Linked DNA regions of Homo sapiens: region 2 is linked to region 1. A link is a loop called in an ENCODE intact Hi-C map of the cell type or tissue named here. Cell type or tissue: ovary. All regions are shown on one strand. Links, peaks and the distances in the headings refer to the core of each region. The heading gives the core; the rest is flanking DNA. Region 1 overlaps MEF2C (myocyte enhancer factor 2C). Region 2 overlaps MEF2C (myocyte enhancer factor 2C).

Region 1 (8,347 bases), core at 328-8,327:
AAAAATACTGGAAGGGGGAGAGGAAAGAAAGGGAGGGAGGGAGAGAGGGAAGGAATGAAAATGAGTGAAAAAGAGAGAATTTGAAGATCGTGTGAAAGACAGGGAGGGGAAAATCAAGTGAACACTTCAAGTGATCCCTTGCTATGTGAACTCATCTCTCATCATATGGGCTCAGCACTTTATGATCTAACATAAAGCTTTATGACAGGCCATCAGCAATTTTGTTCATCCTGATATCCACACCTGGCAGTGGCTCGGCACCTGTTGTCTAACTCAACAAGGCCAAGTGCATGCTGCCAGCCCCACGGCGCACTCTGTCCTGTGGCCCCAGACAGCCTTCTCTGAACAGACTCTGTAGACCTGGCCTCCTGGCTGCCTGATTTTGTAGTCATGATGGCTTCAATAACTTCAGGCATTATCCATGGAAATGTACTGCAAACTTGACTTTTTAAATTAGGTATTTCAATTTCCATAACTTATGAAATCTCAGTTATTTTGTTAGTTCAGTGATGAGCTTAAGGGTATCATTTGCAAAATCATTTCTTCCAGATTCTTCATTAGGTAATTATAAAAACAACATTTCCTCTTCTATGGCATGAAGAGGAAATTAAACCAGTCTTCCATCACTATCAAAATATTAATTTTCTTAATATTTTAATTGAATCCATTCCTCAGCAATAACACCTACCATTTACCAAGCATGTACATGTGCCAGGGACTGAGCCCGTGGCTTTGCATGGGTCTTTTTTTAATCCTCACAAGCTACTCTTCCACAATGACTGCCAATCTACAGATGAAAAAAAGAGGCACACAGTGGCCCAAGAACTTGCTGAAGTTTACAAAGTTAGTGAGTGGTGGAACCAAGTCTATGAACCCATGAATGAGCTCCAGAATTTTCTCTCTTAGCTATCAAATTATTCTGCGTCTGCAAGGTTGTTTAACAATAAGGATTGCCTAAACCATGCCTGTGTATCTGTGTATCCTTTGAACACTTACTCTCAGCTGAAATTGGTGAAATGACTGACAAATCTTATTTTTTCATAAAGGGATGTGTTTGTAACGGAATTCATTTTCTGATAAAAAATATTATCTAAAATGTTTTTCCTACTATTTTGCTATAATATCAACTGAATAGATGGGAAGGCCCTTCACCAATATGTAGGTACTATCTAGAATAGATGGGAAGGCCCTTCACCAATATGTAGGTACTATCTATCTAGTTAAAATGAAGTGTAGGTTGTTGAAGCCCCAAGGAAAAGAAAGGGTGCTAAATTTTTCTTTTCTTTTTTTTTTTTTTTTTTTTTTTGAGATGGAGTCTCCCTTTGTCACCCAGGCTGGAGTGCTGTGGCACAATCTTGGCTCACTGCAAGCTCCGCCTCCCAGGTTCACGCCATTCTCCCACCTCAGCCTCCTGAGTAGCTGGGACTACAGATGCCCGCCACCACGCCCGGCTAATTTTGTTTTTGTATTTTTAGTAGAGACGGGGTTTCACCGTGTTAGCCAGGATGGTCTCGATCTCTTGACCTTGTGATCCACCCGCCTCAGCCTCTCAAAGTGCTGGGATTACAAGCGTGAGCCACCACGCCCGGCTGCTAAATGTTTCAACTCCTAACATTCCTAAGCCTAGGAAGGAAGTCCTTCCCAATAATATACAGACTGTACCTATCTGCATAAAATGAAGCACAGGTTTATTACAATGATTAGAGTAATACTAGCAAGAACCTCAAGTCTCTGTGACTAACAAAAAGGTCCACTTTATTATTTTGGCACCTATATTCTTCAGATGCAGAAGCCAACCACTTGCCTCTTCTCTTCAATTTGCTTGAGCAGATGGGGGATGCAAAGGCTGGTAACTACAAGACTACATTTTCTCTTGGGTTGAGGGAATAGATTGGGGAAAAGAGAAAAATGTATGCTTTTATGGAGAAACTATTGTTTCTCCCTGGGCAAAGCGAGGGATCATCGAGAAATCTTGTATGCTGTATAAAAATTATTTTCAAAATCATGGGTATATAATCTCTTCCCTTTCCTGTTTGTTGAAAAACATGCACATAACACCAAGTTACTTTATAGGCCAGATGAGAGGAAAAATAAAGTAAATGACTTAAACTTCCCAATTTTTTCAACAGTTACAAGGAAGACACAGTAAGATGTGATCTTCTAAAGTGAAAATTTCCCAAAGTACCAAGGAAAAGGAGAAACTGCAGAAGAGCTTCAAGAACCACAAACACTTGGGTTTTGCATCTTGCCAGAAAATCTGCACTGTTGGTAGAAGCCTGGGGTAGGGCTGGCAGGACCTGACTCAGCGGAGAAAATGCCACCCACAGTCACTGACTCTGCTTCCGCAGTAGCGGAGCTCCCCTGTTTTCTCTGGAGGTTTCCCACAGCCGGGCCAATACCCATGTCTCTCAGATGGGAAACTGGACTTTTGGAAAATTGAAACTAAATAAAGTTGTATAACTTTTAAAAGAAGTTTACAATTATGATGCTTTGCTTTTCACATGCGCTTAAAGTCCATTTTCTGTTGAATAAATAATATTAACCACATATTAACCACCTAATAGTTTTAAAATGTCTCAAACAGCCATCACCATCATTCTGAACAGAATCACACTTCTTTTTAAAAGATCACTGTTAAAAGATGAGGGGAAACAGTACCATTAAAAGGAAGCAAAACATAGTTCAAAGTCTGCTTCCATGAGGTAATGTACACTATCGACTAATTGTCAAAGGAATCCAGTCTATACCGAGATGAATGAAGCATGAGGTTAAGGCAGGTGGCTGGGAGAAGTTAGAAACTCTCCCTCCCCGATTGCATTACATTATTGTCGAAGCCAAGCAGATAGATAGAAATCAATGAAAGTTTTGTTGATCTGACACAGGAACTTGTGCACAGTGAAATGGAAGCTATGTATTTTGTGCTGGAAACTGCCAGTCTCACATTAACTGCATGTATATGTGAATATATGTAGGTTTGTGTAGGTTTGTGTGTGTGTGTGTGTGTGTGTGTGTACAGCATGAAGCAGAACATCTGAAAGAATCTTCAGAATTATTTCTCGTTAGATGTACTTTTGGGTAGATTTTATCTTTTTCCCCCAGAAAGTAATATTTCAATATAGAAATTTAGGCCTCAGCAAAGTGAGGTTTTTTTTTTTTTTATGTTACAATGCTTGCAAACTTAATGGTGGTTTCTAATGGAAAACAAATTTCTTCCCCTAATCATAATATAAGAATTTGCAGGCCAGGCACAGTGTCTCATGTCTCACGCCTATAATCCCAGCACTTTGGGAGGCCAAGGCGGGTGGGTCACTTGAGGTCAGGAGTTTGAGACCAGCCTGGCCAAGATGGTGAAACCCCCTCTCTACTAAAAATACAAAAAAATTAGCTGGGCATGGTGGCAGGAGCCTGTAATCCCAGCTACTTGGGAGGCTGAGGCAGGAGAATCGTTTGAACTTAAGAGGTGGAGGTTGCAGTGAGCTGACATTGCATCATTGCACTCTAGCCTGGATGATAGAGTGAGAATCCATCTCGAAAAAAAAAAGAAAAAGAAAAAAGAAAAAACGAAAAACTACAGTTTTCTTTAATATAAATAAAATCTCTTGTATTTGTACAAACGCAATTGTGGAAAACACTGAAATATTTTCCTATTTATTTTTATGCTGGTCAGCAAGTGGTTTGATTTCGGTAGCCAGACTCCAGGTGCAGAGTTCAGAACTATAAATTTGTTGTACCTCCTATCAGTTAAAGTTGACTGAGATGGCCATCCCTCCCCAAATCACAGTTCGTCTTGAAAATCTTCAGAGTGTGAAAAAGGTATGGCTCAGAACAAACACCAGTGGTTAAAAATGATATCCTTTTCCCAGTAGCGATATACATTGTGGGTATGTGATTAGAATATTTAAAATACCTGTTCACCTGGTATTAAGCCACATGTGTAATACATTAGAGTGTTCCTGGCTCATTTCCAAGAGTATGTATCCTCACTGCCATGAAAATACTGCGGGAGCCAGGGCAAAGATACTTAAGTTTCACCCTAGAAGCAATGCACAACATATATATTTCACTGTTAACAATATCATCACACTAAGCATTGTTGACTGACTAATACTTCAATGAAATCAATTATTTATTTTTGTGTCAGAAGAGAAACTGGCAGCATAGGGACACTTGTGTTATCCTTGCTAATTACTTCCATTGTCTTGAAATCTCAATCAACCTACCCCCTTCTCTTTCTCCCTACATCTCTCTCGTTCTTTCACTTTCTCTCTCATTGTCTAACTCCTCTTCTTGGATACAAAGTAGTTCAAAGGGGACACCAGGAAATAAATTATATCCTAATGCTATCTACCAGAGTTCACTAAGAGAACTTGGGCAAGCCCCTCTATTTGGCAGAGTTCCACTTTTTTTTTCTTTTAACTCTATTTTGACTGGACTTAATAGAATTACTTTTGACTCCTAGTTTTTTTCCTTTTTCTACCCTTTCCCTAGTTTAAAAATCTGTGTAGTGAGGACCTTATTTCTGAAGAATTTCATCACGTTATTACACAAGAAATATACATACATTATATGATAATTTATAAAATGTGACATTTTATTTAAATGTAAGCACCAAATACACTGAAGATTTCAGTGTCCAAAGTATGCGTGTGTATATACAAGTGAAAGTTTAAAATTTTTGCCTAAATTTACATATGCAAAAAGGAACAGCAGGAAAATAAATACCAGTTGTATGAGCATCATGTGCTAATGGCTATATATGTACATAAGTTAATTCTTACAGGAAGACCAAAAGTGAGTTTTATTATCCCTTTTTTACTGCTTCAGAAGCTGAAGCTTGGTGGAAATTCAGAATGTTGCCCAAGATCACAGAGTTTATGAAAGTGGCAGAAACCAGGTTTGTCTGACGCTAAAATGTGTGTCTGTCCCTCCTCCAGCACCACACTGTCTTTTTTATGAAAGGGCAGGGCTTTTATTATATGGATGTGAAAGTGTAAGGGGAGAGTTTTCATATTTGGCAGTATTGTATTCAGAATCCTGACCTGTTTAGGTGATCATTAAAAGTGCACATGTCCTGGCTGGGTGTGGTGGCTCACACCTGTAATCTCAGCACTTTGGGAAGCCGAGGCAAGCGGACCACTTGAGGTCAGGAGTTCAAGACCCAGCCTGGCCAACATGGTGAAACCCCGTATCTACTAAAAATACAAAAATTAGCCAGGTGTGGTGGCACATGCCTGTAGTCCCAGCTACTCGGGAGACTGAGGCAGGAGAATTGCTTGAGCCCAGGAGGTGGAGGTTGCAGTGAGCCGAGATCGTGCCATTGTACTCCAGCCTGGGCAACAGAGTGAGACTCTGTCAAAAACAAAACAAAACAAAACAAAAAACTGCACATGTTCTGAGGAAGGAGGATCTTTTGATCCCAGGAGTTTGAGAAGAGCCCAGGCAACCTAGCGAGACTCTGTCTAAAAATTAAAAAGTGCACTACTTCATTAGGAACTTCTAAATTTATAAGATTTTGATTTATGTTTCAATTTACTGTAAAGAAGCTTATATAGTTTAAAATAAACCTCCTAGGCCAGGCACAGTGGCTCACTCCTGTAATCCAAGCACTTGAGAGGCTGAGGTGGGAGGATCACTTGAGCCCAGGAATTCGAACAGCCTGGGCAACATGGCAAAATCCTGTCTCTACAAAAAATACAAAAATTCGTTGGGTGTGGTGGTATGTGCCTGTGGTCCCAGCCACTTGGGAGGCTGAGGCAGGAGAATCACTTGAGCCCAGGAGTTGGAGGTTGCAGTAAGCCAAGGCTGTGCCACTGCATTGAAGCCTGGGCAATGGGCATGAAATCATCTCAAAAAAAAAAAAAATAAAAACAAGCAAAACGAAAACAACAAACGCAACAAAAAACCTCCTGAGGCCTCTATAATTTGCTTTTTTAATACACTGTATGTGATAAATAGTCCTCAGTCACAGAAATGCATGTGCACCTTATTAGTGCAAACTAAAATTATATGAATATTTCTGAAGCAACTTGTCCTATGAAATAAAAATATAAGTTTGGTGAAAGCTTTCAGGCTTTTTAGCACACACACATATACATACTTACAAAACGTAAAATATTTTGGCACTTCCACTTTTCACAACTGTTTCTGTCTTTTCCAGCGGAACCTCTCTCAAGAATTGTCATTATGCTAATTTACTGCTCGAGACCACGGAGTGTCTTTCTGATGCCAATTGTATCACATTTAATTCCACATCAAATATTTAGAGTGCTTGATTTCCCTGTCTCTTCTTCCCATTTTCATTGCCATCTTTCTTATATCTTTTTATTTATGTGAATATTCTCTTCATATCAAGCTAATACTTTTCATGCCCTTGTTTCTTTTTTCTTGTGACTCTTTGCATACTTGGTTTTTTGAAAGTTTGCCCACGTTTTTCATCAATTGATATCCATCTTTCTGAATTTGACTTGTTTGAGCCTAAAAAGGACTACCAATCATGGCTGCCTGTCCTGACCTTTTAAACTTCTTTCTACCACTTATTGCTTGATGACATGGTATCAGGAGCGGCACTGCCATCATGGTCGTCGTTATCATTATTGTAAACCTTACCAAGTGTCAGACCCTGTTCTAAGCATTTTATAAATGTTTATCCATTTAATTCTCATAACAGCTAAGCAGAAGATAGTATTATTAACCTCTATTTACAGACGATGGGATTAAGAAACAGAGAGTTGGCCGGGTGCAGTGGTTCACGCCTGTAATCCCAGCACTTTGGGAGGCCGAGGCTGGCGGATCACCTGAAGTCGAGAGTTCAAGACCAGCCTGACCAACATGGAGAAACCCTGTCTCTACTAAAAATACAAAAAAAATTTAGCTGGGCGTGGTGGCACATGCCTGTAATCCTAGCTACTCGGGAGGCTGAGGAAGAATTGCTTGAACCCGGGAGGTGGAGGTTGCGGTGAGCTGAGATCACGCCATTGCACTCCAGCCTGGGCAACAAGAGTGAAACTCCATCTCAAAAAAAATAAAATAAAATAAAAAATAAAACAGACAGTCTAAGTAATTTGCCCAAGGACATATAGAACTCAGGCAGTCTATCTCCAGAACTGATGCTCCTCAACACTGTGCTATGTTGCCTCCCTCTAAATACCCCATAGTTCTCATTACGTTGTTTTGTCCAGTTGATTCCCACATGTATTTTCTACCTTAATTGGACTGTAAGTTTTGTGAGGTCACAGACAATGTCTTCCAAACTTGTATTTCTCCTGGCATCAATATAAAGTTCTGTATATCCTAAGAATTTAATAATTATTGCTTGAATAAAACAAAATCTACATATAAAAGTGGAAGCAAATTTTTAAGATATACATACTGGAAGGCCACTTTCAGAAATGAAGGTAAAAATATAACAAAAATCTTGAATGCTTTAATGAATAATTTGCAATATAAGTCTAACTGCATTGAAAATCGATAATGAAATTGCTGTATTAATTTCTTTGCACTTCTATTTAATATTTCTTAACTGTCATTATAAGCATTTGATGCATAGAATAAGCATACTTTCTTTTGTTTAAGCCAAGCTGCTTGCATTATTTTGGCTTTCTATTACAGATAATACTGTAGACATTTCAAATCCACAATGATTTGGAGGTAGTCAAATCAATATCAGCTACATAATACATAAAGGATGGATGCAAATTTTATAGCAAAGAAATTAATAATTTATATCTGTTTACTGTAACAAAATTTTTTGTCAGCTTTTTCTGAAGTTTAACAATGCTTGAGCCAATATTGATAAATTATGTATAACATATAACTGTTTAAGATAAAATGCTACTAAAATAACTATATTATTTCATGTTTATAAATGTTACAGAATCTATTATATGTAGTAATTCACGTAGTACTCTTTCTGTATGATAGCCTAGCATAGTTACCATAGCTCATATCACTATTACATCTAAAAATATTTTTTATTTCAGCAGTTAAAAAGAACCAATATTTTCCATATTACAGACTTTGCTGAAGAGTCAGAAATGAATAATATAATATCAAAGGTAATAATTTCCCAAACTGAATTTATCCTGCATGGTACAAATGACTCAACAATGAAAATTTTGTTTAAAAAGTATTCATGTAAAAGGCTTTGTCCCTGGAATACAGCTCTAAGTGGCTCACTATCTAGGTTGAAAATGGTTTCGCAGGGTTGTATGTCCTATTTTTCCATGCCTGCAGTAAAGATACAATATGGGAATTCAGCTTGGTAATTACTAATACACCACACAGACACAATTACACCCTGTATGCTGCATAAAGGAATCACTTGTGGTCTGCATCCATTACAAAGAGC
Region 2 (8,347 bases), core at 251-8,250, 61 kb after region 1:
CTGTTACTTCTCTATGCTGCTAAGTAATATTCAAGGGAGTACTTAAAACTTAAAATTCTATGTAGAAAATGTGATGTTCAGGAGTTGGTGGAATCTACAAATTATTTTTAAAATGAGTGTTCTTCAACTCATCTCACATTTTCTTATTCTTGATGGCAAAAATGAGTTTACTTCCCTGTGCCAGCAGGGGAATAGAATGTAAGTTAGATATTTGTCTTTACTATTATAATTTACTGGATGATCATCAGCAGCTGTTTTTGGTTTTTTTTTTTCTACTTTCTACAAATGAATGTGTTCACAAGGAAAACCAGGTAAATGTATACTGTATAAATCAGTATATATTCTTCACAATTCCCGGAAAAAGAAACCCAAAAGAATTGTCTTCCTGATAATGGGTCAGGAGAGTCATTTTCACTTATGATGAAGTTAAGAATTACACAGAATTCTCATCTGAGAATTACAGATGAGAATTACACAGATATCTCATCCCCAAAGCTTGAAGCAGTCATTTTGCTTTCCTTCAAAGTACCTTGAGTAGGTTTCTAAAACACACCTAACCAGCTCTGGTATGACCCTGGCCATTATCCTTACCCTCCTCCCCTTGCCACTCCTCTTTTTCCTTCTCGTTATGCTCTTTCTCTTTCTTCTCCTTATCTCCTCAAATTATGGTCTACTACAAATCCTTCTATTTACAGGGAAGTTTCCACTTCAAAATTTTATACAGTTACCTACTTCTTCAGAATACTTTGTGTTTTAGAGCTCTGAGTTTAATTGTGCAATTCAAGCTCTTTAGGTACATTATTTTAGAAGGAATTTTACGGCTTTCAACTTTATAAGACACACGCCTAATAAAATATACTAATTGTATAAGAACAGCTGACATAATTGGCGATATATTTATAATTGTTGGAAAATACTGCACATTTTGGTGCATTATAGAAGTTAACATGACAGTTTTTTCACAATGTATTGTGTAGCCTTGCTCTATCAGAGCCTACAGCATGAGGAAGTAATCGTGTGTGTATATATATATTCAGCATTTGTCAGACTTTTTTCCTACTTTCATAGGCAGAACACCATGTACCTATGTTTGTACATATATAGTACATCTATATTCACTTACATAATTATATATGTTATTGTAGTAGTTGATGAGAACAGGTCAGAACCATTCAAAAACTCCATAAGGCAACAACGCCACATTATCTCTCTCTCTCTCTCTCTCTCTCTCTCTCTCTATCTATCTATCTCTACCTACCTACCTATGTAAGACTGACTTCAATTTCAGATGCTAGGCAGTTGATGGTGCAAAGCGAATGCTCAAAATGGCTGCTTCTATATCCCATGCACTCCAAGAGGACTTCTGGTAAACAGGAAATCTCTGAGATTTGTAATTCAGTAAGAACGAATCTGTTGGCAAATACTGCCTTTCAAAGTGAAGACACCTCTAGGATAATTTTTATGTCCGTGTCCCTCAGGTATGTTTGTGGGTCCAGTAATAAGTGTTCTGAAAAGGAAAGAGTGTGCATATTACTCTTATATGCTAAAAAAGCGGACATTTCCATCAAGTAACTAGTTCACATACCAAATTATTATTTGGTCACAATCCTGAGGATTCTAACTTTCAAAATTATATAAGAGTATTTGTCTTTTGTATCGTATGAAATAGAAAAACAATAAGCATAACAAAACCTCTACCAAGTCCCTTTGAAATAAATTAGTTAATATGAATATTTTGTGTTTCACTAAATTTACTATGGAGAATTCCAGAATGGACTTGGAAATTTCAACTGCCTTAAAATGAATCTTTATGAAAATGATAAATTTTGCCATGTCAAAAAAGAGAAAAAAATCTTTTCTTTTGGTTAGAAATACATATTTGTATTTTCCATTCATCTAAGGTAAGAGTAGAAACACCGGATATTAATATTGGCAAGAGTTATGCAAGGTCATATCATTTTTCCCTCCTTCAGATAATACCGTACCCAAATTATTTCACAAAGATTCCACCTCTCCTATTTTTAAGGCCTTCCGGAAAAGGAGCAACATAACCTTCCTCAGTATCCTATTTTGATGTTTCACAACTCTCACTCTCAGGAAATTCTTACTTATAGCTAATCCCTCACAGAATACTTTATGTCCACTCCTCTTGTTCTGTCCTTTGTACAGAGAACAACATTTGGTGATCACGTCCTCATGTCATACACTTCAATATTGTGTATTGCTTTATGTCTGTTCTTTTAATCTTTCCTTACGCTGGTTTTTATTTTTTCGCCATCTTTGCAGCTCATCATTTCACATCAGATTTGCCTAGATCTCTGGAGTCCAAAAATATACATAGTCCTTGAAAAGTGCTTTTGTTGTATATTCTTATCAAATAAATATTTTTATTTATCCACACTCTGCATGAATTTTAAAGTAAATGTTTACCTTTTCACTTATTTCAATTTTGTAATTTTTCCCTTGCCAGATTTGTTTCTAGCCAACTCTTCCACATTTTGTATTTAGAGAGTTTGTTTTTTTTTCTCCTTGGCTTCAAGACTTCTGACCACTTCTCTAGTTTACCAAGGTTATGCTGAATTCCTATCTTTCAAGGGCCAGACCTCAAGCACTCTTTATACAGGATTTGTTAGCATTTAAAATGTAATGACTAAATTATTTAATTCACTATTCCTTTAGCTACCATTAAAATCTGTGTGTGGTTTAGATGATATTTTCCCAATTTATGGATGAGGATGTCATATGGAAGAAAATCAAAAGCCTTAGAAAGTTGAAATTATACCTATCCTTTTTCCTTCACACTTTATTAACAAAGATGAAAATATTCTCATAGCACCAGTTCTTATATGATGCTATGTTGCTTAATACTCACGCCCTGAACTTTTAAAGATAAATAACACATGGATTTCATGGCAATATTTCCTTGTACACTTTTAAGTCTGCAAATAAGAGAGTTACTAATTGTGGTTCCCAGCGTCATCCTTCATTTAAGAAATGTTATCAGTGTGATAGTTAACTCCTAGTCTTTACTCAAAAATTCTTAAGACTAACAGCCTATGGCCCCGTAATGCCATTATGTTAAAATAGTTCCTGCTACTGAAATGATCTTAGGGCCGGGCACTGTGGCTCACACCTGCACTCCCTGAACTTTGGGAGGCTGAGGCAGATGGATCACTTGAGCCCAGTTCGAGACCAGTCTGGGCAACATGGTGAGACCCTGCCTCTACAAAAAATTTAAAAATTAAGTGGGTGTGGTGGCGCATGCCTGGAGTACCAGCTACTCAGGAAGCTGAGATCAGAGGATCGTTTGAGCCCAGGAGTTTCAGGCTGCAGTGAGATGTGGTTGCACAACTGCACCTCAGCCTGGATGATGGAATAAAACTTTGTCTCAAAAAAAAAAAAAAAAAGAAGAAAAAAAGAAGCAAAGAAAAAAAAATGATCTTAGGCTTTAGTCAAACCTTTCCAGGAGGAGTTCCATGAAATTTGTTTTGTTTCTTAGTATCAATGGATTCCATAAGTCACACATACTTGTATTACATTTCATGTATGTGGCTACAAGCATGTGTTCATTTCGCTGCATAATAAAGGTGAAAAATAAAGCAAAGAAGCATTTCATTTATTCCTTCACTCAACAATTTTTTTCTGAGTCACTACTATGTTCAAGGCACTATTCTATGTAATATGTCAGGGAATAAAACAGACAAAATTTCATGCCCTGGTGGAACGTACACACTCCTGATAGCACATTAAAAATGGGCTACGTTTTATTTTATCTTTTGTTGTTGCTTTTGGTTAAACAAATTCATAAAAATCATCTTTTAATTTTGATTCTCCTTATCCAACTTTAAGCCTTATTTCTTAGAACTTTTATTTTTATACTATTTGAAATTTCTCCTATTCTCATAATACATTCAGATTTCCATTCCTCATACAGATCTTTCTTTAGTCAACCAGATACTTCTTTTTAAGGCTTGTGATTTCTGATGAAGTGTTCTTTGACCATTTGTGCAATCCTCTATGCTACATAGTATATTTTATAAGAAATATCTTGTAATATTTACAAGTTCTTTGAAATCTGATCCATTAAAATTCATCTTTCCTATTGTTGGCTTCTTCAGATCTTTAATTCCTACCTGTATTTGGGTGCTACAATATTAAGAATCCGGCCAATCACCAGGTTTGATGAAAACTAAACTAATTAATTAATAATATTTTCCTAGCTTTACTGAAAGAAAAAAAATCTAGTAAAACAAGAAAGCTAACTCACTTTCATGTTTTCTGATATTACATGTCTGTGGAATCTGTGACTGTAATATTTAGATATTTCTATTATATGAGGATGAAAGCAAGTAATCAATGACTCTCTAACATATAATAAAAGATAGTGGATTAGAAACAGTGCCATTACAAACGTCAACAATATGGAAAAAAAAAAAGAGAAATTATACAGTGAAAAAAAATTTCCTGAGAATTCATTCAACAGCCACAAAGTTACAGTAAATAAAGAAATGGGAAATACTGTGATAGTTTCCTTGTCATAATTTTAACTTTCATTAAGTATGTTGAAAAAATTCGCAGTAGGAAAAAGGTGAGATAAAGGAGAAAACCCCTCTTATGTGTAGCTAGATGTCTGCCAGTATGTCAACTTCCTAGATACATTTTTCATGTGCTTATGAGAATCTAAATAATAATAATCTTCTTTAAAAATATGACATTCTGGGTTAGGATCTCAATAATTTGTGAAGAAAAACAACTTTTTCTTTTCCAGAATCCTTGAAATTAAGCGTGGGTTCTATTCTGGAACAGTGAAATGTCTGGACTGGAGAGGGCACGTGATGATGCTGACCACAACCATCTCCCCAGAGAAACACACTGCCCCTCCTTCAGTCCTGCTCTAGAAGGAGAAGGAGGGTATGACAGACAGAGATCATCAGTGGCTACTGATTGGGAGCTACAAAAGACGGAGTTATTTTGGAACATCCTGATATTTAGGGGGTGGTATCTTGTCAACCCTAACGTTTTTCCTATCTCATTTTTGGGAGGGATGAAGGGCTTTATAAAAATCTCTCTAGTTATATGTGTATTTTGCTTGCTTTTTTTTTTTTTTAATTCTATGGTAAAAAAAAAAGCATTTCTATTTCTATTTGGGTATCTTACTCCATTATCCATGTGAGATGGATAGACATGTTACATCACGTAAAATATTGTTTGTGTGTTATTTAAATTTGGTTCCCCCCAAAAAAAACCCTCAAAGGTGAACCAACAAATTGTTGAAATTAAGCTAAAAAAATCAATCTATCTTTGGAATTCTATTGAGACATTGCAAAAATGAGGCAGACCAATTATTAGGCAGACAATTTATGTTACACAATTACATTTAAACTACATTTTTCATGTGTCTGAAATTCAAGTTTTATACCTTATTCATTTTTTCTAAGACTCAATTTCTCCACAACAAAGTGAGAGGTGTTAACTATGTAATATATATGTTTCTTCTATTTCTAATTAAAATTTTTATTAGCTATGATCTATTGAAACAAATATCTATGACTTTCTCTAATCCAGAAAATTATCATGTTAACAGATTCTATTTCAAGTTGGAAACACAGAAGAAAAAAATCTGAAGAAATAAATTTGAAAATTGGCAACAACGTCTTAATTTGTGTTTGATTGTTTGTTCCTGTGAAACTTTTTTTTTTTTTTTTTTTGAGACGGAGTCTTGCTGCTCTGTCACCCAGGCTGGAGTGCAGTGGTGCAATCTCGGCTCACCGCAACCTCTGCCTCCTGGGTTCAAGCGATTCTCCTGCCTCAGCCTCCTGAGTAACTGGGACTACAGGTGCGCACCACCACGCCTGGATAATTTTTTTGTATTTTTAGTAGAGACGGGGTTTCACCATGTTGGCCATGATGATCTTGATCTCCTGACCTCGTGATCCACCAGCCTGGGCTTCCCAAAGTGCTGGGATTACAGGCATGAGCCATCGCACCCCTGCGAAACAATTTTAAATCATCCTAGTAAAAGTGGTAAAATTTAATGAGCATGCCCCAGGCATGTTATTTCTATATTTCAATTGGACCTTAATCTCAGGCAAATTCGTAATCTCATGATTATACTTCATATTATATTTCTGTTGAGGAAATCAAGGCATTGAAAAAATGCACAACTTGTCCAACTCTATACTGCAAGTAAGCAACAAAATTGGGTTTTGAGATAAGGGAGGCTGACTCCAGAGTCCAAGTTCTCAAAAAGGCCTAAGGAAATATTTTTATCATGTTGTTTTAAAATATTATATGTCAAAGTCCGAAATCAGTTGACAGTGACATACATATATCAAATTCAAGTACAACCACGATCAGAGCTTTTATCTAAAAATACACCTCGAAGTTTATTTCTTATTAGATTAGAGAAGGGTTTTTGTTTTGTTTCTGCTTGGTTTTTTGTTACCACTCTTTGAAAACTGGGAAAATATACTGCTATTTGTAGTTTTAACACAGTACACCAAAAATACTAAGTAAATCTAACTTTTTCTCTGATTCAAATTATATTTCTTAATGCACTTCTATTTAAAGTCATTCCAAAAACAACTCTTTTCCTCATGGTTAAAATTTTAAATAGTGTTATAGTATACCAGCAAGTATTTACTTACAACTTATAACTAGGGATAAGATATCTCTAATTTTCCATTTGGTGTATGTCAGTAATGTAAACATAATTAGGAACTCTGACTATATAGATTAACTTGACAATGAATTGGAAAAATGTGCTGCTAAAGGTTAAATTTATAGAGGAATTGGTGAGAAATGCCGTGTTCTGCAATTTATTGAACATGTCTTATCTAATAAATGTCTATGCCTTTCTTATCAAATGATTCTTAAGAGTTCTGTGTATGAAAATAGTTCACCTTGTGCATTTAAAATTACCCATTGATTGTAAGCAACTTTTTAATACTTTACAATAGATAGGATACTAAAAAACGTCAAGGACCAGTGAACCTGTTTTAATTCCATGTTAATTAATTTGAACTGCATGTAAAAGTTGAAGCCAGAATGAACATTACAAATAACGAACGCTTAACTGCAACTGTCATATCCTCCCGTGTCAATGGTGCCTATAATTGCTGTTGTCAACAGCTGCTTCAAATTGCCAAAAGACCCCAGAAACAATTCAGGAAGGAAAAGTTTTTAAATGGATCCACATTATGGAAAAAACTCTTCCTTTATAGTCACTGTTCATTTCCTGCATTGAAATATGACGTAGAAGCAACTGTAAGTAAGAAATTACGACCTACTTAAGTGCTTTTTAATAAGCCAAACTTTCATTATGTGAAATTTCTTTTTTGTAGTCATTTCAGTATCGACATACCACTAAATCTGAGATTACAACAGCAGTAGAAGTTTTGAGGAAGAGTACACTTTCACTATTTGTCATGATCTTTTCCATTCATTTACCTGAATCTTACGCATCACAGTTCCCTTCCTGTGTGATAAGCTTATCTAAAGTAGGAAACAAGCAATAATGCATATGAGTCTTCTATGGTGAACATCTCAGAAGTTGGTGATAAAAATACACATTTTTATCTTACATAATCTAAATAAATTTTAAATGGTAATAACACTAACTTATGGTGCAGAAAACTTTTGTTTTTTGAGATGGAGTCTCGCTCTGTCGCCAGGCTGGAGTACAGCTCACTGCAACCTCCACCTCCTGGGTTCAAGTGATTCTCCTGCCTCAGCCTCCCAAGTAGCTGAGACTACAGGTGCACGCCACAACACCCAGCTAATTTTGGTGCTGATAATTTTTATAAAATACATAATAAAAGATTTTTCTTAACATTGAATTTTCAGCCTATATCTTCTTGATATGTACTTTCAGCTTATTAGAACTTTGTTAAAAGTGGTATAACATTCAATTACATATTTACTCCTATAATAAAAATAATATATACTTCAAGTCTTTTTTTTTTTTTTTGAGATGCATTCTAGCTCTGTTGCCCAGGCTGGAGTGCGGTGGCGCAATCTCAGCCCACTGCAACCTCCACCTCCCGGGTTCATGCGATTCTCCTTGCCTTAGCCTCCTGGTAGCTGGGACTACGGGTGCCCGCCACCACGCCAGGCTAATTTTTGTATTTTTGGTAGAGATAGGGTTTCACCATGTTGATCAGGCTGGTCTTGAAGTCCTGACCTCAGATGATCCACCCACCTCTGCCTCCCAAAGTGATGGAATTACAGGCGTGAGCCACCATGCCTGGCCTACTTCAACACTTTACGAAAGTGCTACAAATATATGGCATTTCCCTATAATGACAGAAAAATGACAGCAGCAATACCATGTAGTAAACTGTCATTT

Evidence for each region. Hi-C counts contacts between places; a loop is a spot of excess contacts. Peaks named below come from ENCODE experiments on the same cell type or tissue, not always from the same donor. Only the 100,000 strongest peaks of a DNase experiment are listed, where the experiment ranks them.
Region 2: it touches region 1 in a loop (12-fold over the local background); 6 of 110 quality-filtered maps call a loop at or near these places.

What each region holds. Positions count from the first base shown.
Region 1 is chr5:88,776,617-88,784,963 of GRCh38, forward strand. The region is part of intron 3 of MEF2C (myocyte enhancer factor 2C); the gene reads right to left. Among named protein-coding and RNA genes, the nearest start is that of GSCAR, 84 kb to the left of the region's middle. In ovary, for the core only: no CTCF peak of the experiment used is centred there; a DNase peak (open chromatin) is centred at 2,315.
Region 2 is chr5:88,838,117-88,846,463 of GRCh38, forward strand. The region is part of intron 1 of MEF2C (myocyte enhancer factor 2C); the gene reads right to left. Among named protein-coding and RNA genes, the nearest start is that of MEF2C, 41 kb to the right of the region's middle. In ovary, for the core only: no CTCF peak of the experiment used is centred there; a DNase peak (open chromatin) is centred at 3,305; H3K27ac peaks cover 3,377 bases.